Regions from separate parts of the Homo sapiens genome. Here region 1 is linked to region 2. Evidence: chromatin loops called from intact Hi-C (ENCODE). Cell type or tissue: GM12878. All regions are shown on one strand. Links, peaks and the distances in the headings refer to the core of each region. The heading gives the core; the rest is flanking DNA.

The links. Peaks named below come from ENCODE experiments on the same cell type or tissue, not always from the same donor. Only the 100,000 strongest peaks of a DNase experiment are listed, where the experiment ranks them.
Region 1: a loop joins it to region 2, with 2.5 times the contacts of the local background. A loop is called at or near these places in 1 of 110 quality-filtered maps.

What each region holds. Positions count from the first base shown.
Region 1 is chr18:21,684,342-21,687,141 of GRCh38, forward strand. All of the region lies in intron 3 of ABHD3 (abhydrolase domain containing 3, phospholipase), which reads right to left. Among named protein-coding and RNA genes, the nearest start is that of MIR320C1, 2.2 kb to the left of the region's middle. In GM12878, for the core only: no CTCF peak of the experiment used is centred there; DNase peaks (open chromatin) are centred at 660, 971, 1,290 and 2,020; H3K27ac peaks cover 2,466 bases.
Region 2 is chr18:21,850,501-21,853,300 of GRCh38, forward strand. It overlaps MIB1 (MIB E3 ubiquitin protein ligase 1), which reads left to right. Exons shown (of 21, transcript NM_020774.4): 18 at 2,640-2,718. Among named protein-coding and RNA genes, the nearest start is that of MIR133A1HG, 20 kb to the left of the region's middle. In GM12878, for the core only: a CTCF peak has its summit at 1,031 (motif pointing left); no DNase peak of the experiment used is centred there; H3K27ac peaks cover 733 bases.

The DNA.
Region 1 (2,800 bases), core at 239-2,738, 170 kb before region 2:
AGTCTCGCTCTTGTCACCCAGGCTGGAGTGCAATGGTGCGATCTCGGCTCACTGCAACCTCCGCCTCCCAGGGTTCAAGCGATTCTCCTGCCTCAGCCTCCTTAGTAGCTGGGATTACAAGCACCCACCACCATGCGCGGCTAATTTTTTTTTGTATTTTTAGTAGACACAGAGTTTCACCATGTTGACCAGGCTGGTCTTGAACTCCTGACCTCAGGTGATACGCCCACCTCGGCCTCCCAAAGTGCTGGGATTACAGGCGTGAGCCACTGCGTCTGGCCTTGTTTTTGCTTTAAACAAAGAAAAAATATATATCCTCTACCCATTGCATTTGTAACATTCATACGTATCTATTTATATTCTAAGAAACAGCTCTTGTTCTCTTAAGGCTCAGCAAACATGGACACCAGAATTTTACATGAGGTGTAAACATCACAGGTGAGCCACAAAGAGCCTGGCACCTGAGCTGGTGGGATGGGCCCCATTATGCTACTGCTTAGTGTTCAGTTGACCTAGGGAGGAAAGATGACCTTGTGCTTTCTCTGATCCTGTTTGCATCTGCTGGGTAAATGGGCTCAGATCAATGTAAAGGGTTTAGATCAATGTTGGCTCAAGTAAGTACTCGGTGAAAGTTAGCTATTAGTAATAATGGTAGTTGTAGTGTCGTGCTGGTTTCAAAAGTTATTCAGTATTTAAAATATGTAACTCTCATTTAACTTTCAGGCAGCCACAGGCCCAGATATGTATTTTTACCATCCTTAGACAAAATCTTGATTTGTGTCTACACAGGTTCTCACTGATTTAGTGAGTCTATATTCATAACAATTAAAATTCATTTAGTTTTTGTCTGATTACCTATTCAACCAACCAAGGCCATTTAAGATTCCAAATCTCTTCTTGCAGGGTGCTGCTGAGCACTGTACAGGTTCTAAGCAACAAAGAACCTACTGCTGTATAGAACATACACAACTCTGAGTCTCTTCTCAGGGAGTTTAGATCTCAAGGCACACCAGCTTCATTTAATGTGGTATGCAGGCTATGTTCTTGCAAAGGAATTTTCTTGCAACTGAAAAGCCATATAGAAAATTTTATTAGGCCCAGTTGAAAGAAGAGAAATGTTTAGAAACCTCAGAAATCCTATTTGAGAAAAAGCTAGAAATATTACATTTTATTAACTCACCTAAGATAAATCTTTTTGTTTTTTGAGACCATGGTCTCACTCTGCAACTCAGGCTGGAGTGCGGTGGCGCGGTCACAGTTCACTGCAGCCTCAGCCTCTCATGCTCAGGCAATTCTCCTGCCTCAGCCTGCTGAGTAGCTGGGACCACAGGTGCACACCAACACGGCTCAGCTAATTTTTATTCTTTTTTTTTTGAGACAGAGTCTCGCTCTATCACCCACACTGGAGTGCAGTGACATGATCTCGGCTCAATGCAACCTCCATCTCCCAGATTCAAGTGATTCTCCTGCCTCAGCCTCCTGAGTAGCTGGGATAACAGGCACGTGCCACCACGCCCGGCTAATTTTTGTACTTTTAGTAGAGATGGGGTTTCCCCATGTTAGTCAGATCGTTCTAAAACTCCTAATCTCAAGTGGTCTGTCTGCCTCGGCCTCTCAAAGTGTTGGGATTACAGGCGTGAGCCACCGTGCCCGGCCAGCCTGGCTAATTTTTATAAGTTATTTGTAAAAACAGGATCTCACCATGTTGCCCAGGTTGGTCTCTAACTCCTGGGCTCAAGTGATCCTCCTGCCTTGGCCTCCCAAATGCTGGGATTACAGGCATGAGCCACTGTGCCTGGCCAGAGAAATCTTAAATAAACTGTAAATACATACAGAAAAGTCAGAGTAGTCTCAGTGACTCCTTTATCTTTTCTTGCTAAAAACAATGGCAAGATATCTTGATATAAATAAGATTTCAGTTGGCCATTTGTATTTACTTGCATAAGCACTTAAGTCACACAGGAACCGGTGCTAAAGTTAATTATGATCTTGAAACTTGAAGCTCCCAGTCATTCAGAAAAGAACCACTTTAGAGTACAAACATTAAATAAGGATTAAAATGGCTTCTGGAGCAAGATGTCATCATGTGACTGCCAGTGAGAGAAGGCAAGAACACTAGTGACGGGAAAGAAAAAGATGATCTGCAAACTCATGAAAAAGCAGCCTGTACATCTGGGATTTTCTTCTAAACTGCAGAGTGGGATATTTGCACTTTCCTTCAGGCAACTTTGGAAAGTGGATCATAGTTCTGGTAGCTCTTGCTAGAGGACGAATTGTACTCACCACTCCATAAGGCTTTGATCCTAACAGTGTTCAATCAGTAGCAGTCATCATTGTATACTTAAAGCCTTGGACGTGGGGCAGAGAGATAAGGAAGAATGAGGAAGCAAAGCAGTTACAGAGGACGGCAGAAAGAAGGCTGCCATCCTGCCCTTTCTCCCACTCCAGCTGGGGATGAGCAACCAGCTCTTTTCATTTAACCCCTTTGCTACTCTGACAGTCATCAGGGAACACTGAACTAAAAGGGCTGGCTGTGAAACTACTATTCCTAAGGCATTGAAAAATCTGTTAACCTCTTCTTCTTTTTTTCTTTAGAGATAAGGTCTCACTGTTGCCCAGGCTGGAGTGCAGTGACACAATCACGGCTCACTGCAGCCTCAACCTCCTGGGCTCATGTGATTCTCAGCCTCCCGAGTAGCTGGGACTACAGGGGCATGCCACCATGCCTGGCTAATTTTTAAACTTTTTGTAGAGACGGGGTCTCCCTATGTTGCCCAGGCTGGTCTTGAGCTTGTGAGCT
Region 2 (2,800 bases), core at 65-2,564:
CCCTGCTTCTTCTACTTTCAACCTTCTAAGCCTGGATGGTTTTTATGATCCAAATTAATGTATCTTTCGTAGAATTTTTGGCACAGGAAAAAGCACAAGGAAGTTATTTTTGATAGGAATACTGGAGTGCTTGTATGTATGTAGCTGCTTGATCAATTCATAAAGCTGAGAAGGGTGAACTAATAGCACTTATTGTGTGCCAGACACTGTGTTGGCATTTCATTTGTATTAAATAGGTGTTAACCCTGCTTAATAAATTAATGTGGATCATTCTACTTAGCATTTATAATTCGCTTTAGCTACCTGTTTACGAAGTAATAGTTTGGGAAAGAATACAAAAGAAGAACAAAAATTTAAGCCATTCTTTTGTCTTTAGATTGATCTGTGTATTCTGCCATTGTGTTTGAAACTTTTTGTTAGATTAAGCCCTATTTCAACAAACCTTTATTGAACATCTGTTTTATAGTCAAGACAAAGATGTATATAATAATTACCTGCTAAAAATGTGTAATCTATTGGTAAACTATGACTTATATATAAGCAACTCTGCCATATTGGGTGTTGTAGGTGCTTTAAGAGAGTTAAAAACTGAGTAGGAGTTCAGAGCCTCTGGTTGTCAGAAGCAGAGTCTCAGCTATGAAGTTATTCTTATAAAAGCTGCAGCTCAAAGAAATGGACTGACATCTGGTTCTTGAATGCAGGTCTCTTGATTCTTAAGCCCCTGTTCTTTTCACTGTGTTATGATGCATAGACAAAATTAAGAACGATGTCTGCAAGGGATAGTTGATGGAACAGAGGAGAGAGGAAAGAGGAAAGAATATGCTTTCGTTCTTTTTCAGACCTTTTGAATATAGTTATTCTGAGAATTAATAGGCTTGCAATTTGATTTTTAAATTATGAAAGTTTTATAATTTATAATCTTATAAATTTATAATCTATAGAAAAGTAGAAAAACTACGGATATACCCACCCAACAGATTTGCCAGGTTGGTTGTAGAGCCTTTGACTACGAAGAAATAGTGACCCCAAGTGGTTAAAGGATAATGAATGTCTTCATTGAAGAAAAACAAATTACAGTATTTGGAGGGAGGTATAAACAAGCATGGGATCCTTTTCTGTTAGAGAAATACAAAGAAGGAAATTAATTGAATTAACATGAACTATTTCAGTTGAAGTAGCAAAAATACATTTTAAAAAGTGCTAGCAAGGAAAATGGCAAACAGGCACTCTCTAAACACTGCTGGAGGCTAGGTGGCCAACCCGGCTATATGTACAGACATTACACAATATGCTTTGGTTTAGTAACTCCACTCCTGGAAGTATAACCTGAGGAAATAATTGGAGGAAAAGGTATGGCTACAGTTTTTTTTTCTTATAATAGCGGAATAGGTACAGATATGGTTTTTAGATCAGTTTGCTGTATTATTTTAAACTCTTCAGAAACAATTCAGACAAAAAGACAAATGCAATGGAAATCATTTTAAAAATCAACATGTTATATAGAAAGGAGAAGATAATTATTATGTATTAGGCACTGATTTTATATATTACACATTGAACTACTTTATACATATCTGATTTACTCTTTATCACTCTGTGAAGGATTATTCTTTATTGTTTAGATAAATAATGTTGTAGCTCAACAATGTTAGGTAATTTGTTGGTGTTGGAGGTAGATTTTGAATCCAGGAATGTCAGTGTCTTGATCAACTATGTCTTACTGCATTCTGCATTCTGCTTTTTCTATACTTACATAAATTCTATGTACATACTGAGGTGTAAGTTGGGAAAGTCCATAGAGAGAAAGAGAGAGAGCACACGTGCATGTATTTGGTTGTTTGGATGATGCTGTAGGTGAGTAGTAGTTACCATTTTTGGTGACACAAGAGATGGCTAAATGTGACTGTGTGTTAGAAGGGAGAATAGGTGAAAGACAGATGAGTAGCCAAGGGCTATGGGGTAGGGATACAGGAAGCCAGAGCCAAGGTGGTTAATAGTTAAATGTCCAAGCTCAGATTAAGTGGACATGAAGAAGAGGTGAAAGTGAGGGAGATTATGAATAGGCTGTGGAAGTCTTGCTAGAGATCAGGGAAAAAGAATAGCCCAAAGCTGTGGGCTTCAGGCAGCATGGGAATTGACCAAGTCCTGGAAAAGGGCACTTTAAGGTAGAGTTTCTTAAATGTGGGTAAACAGAAAAATCCCTCGTGGATTTTAGCAATTTGGCTAATCTAGCTAGATTTTTATTAATATTAGAAATCTGTCTTTCAGTCATTTCTTATTTTACTACTTTATTTGTTCGTTGTCTTTTTTAGTTTCCCCTCAAAAGTAGTTTTTGGGGGAAAAAAATATTGAAGCCTCCAGAGGCTTCCTCAGAGGAAATGGAGTTTTTTCTATTCTATATTTTAGGACAGATAGGGAGATGAAGGTAGAATAGAAATAAGTGCCTGTTAAGCTAGGGTATATAAAGATGTGAAAATGAATAACCAGGAAAGTAGAGGATGGGAGGAAAGTGTGTGTTAAATTTCTCTGTGCCTAGGTGTTTTCTTACAGAGGAAATACATTTGGATATAATTGAACTTGTTAAGAGTTACTAGATTTATCTGTAAATGGTCACTGTGCTGTAACCTCTTTTTCTATAGATTGAAGAATGTGTGGTATGCTCTGACAAGAAAGCAGCTGTTCTTTTTCAACCCTGTGGCCACATGTGTGCTTGTGAGAGTAAGTAGCCTATGCAGAGTTCCTCAATATTATTATAAAAATAGAAAGTGAAACAAAAATTATGTTTTTGAGGGTTTTTTTG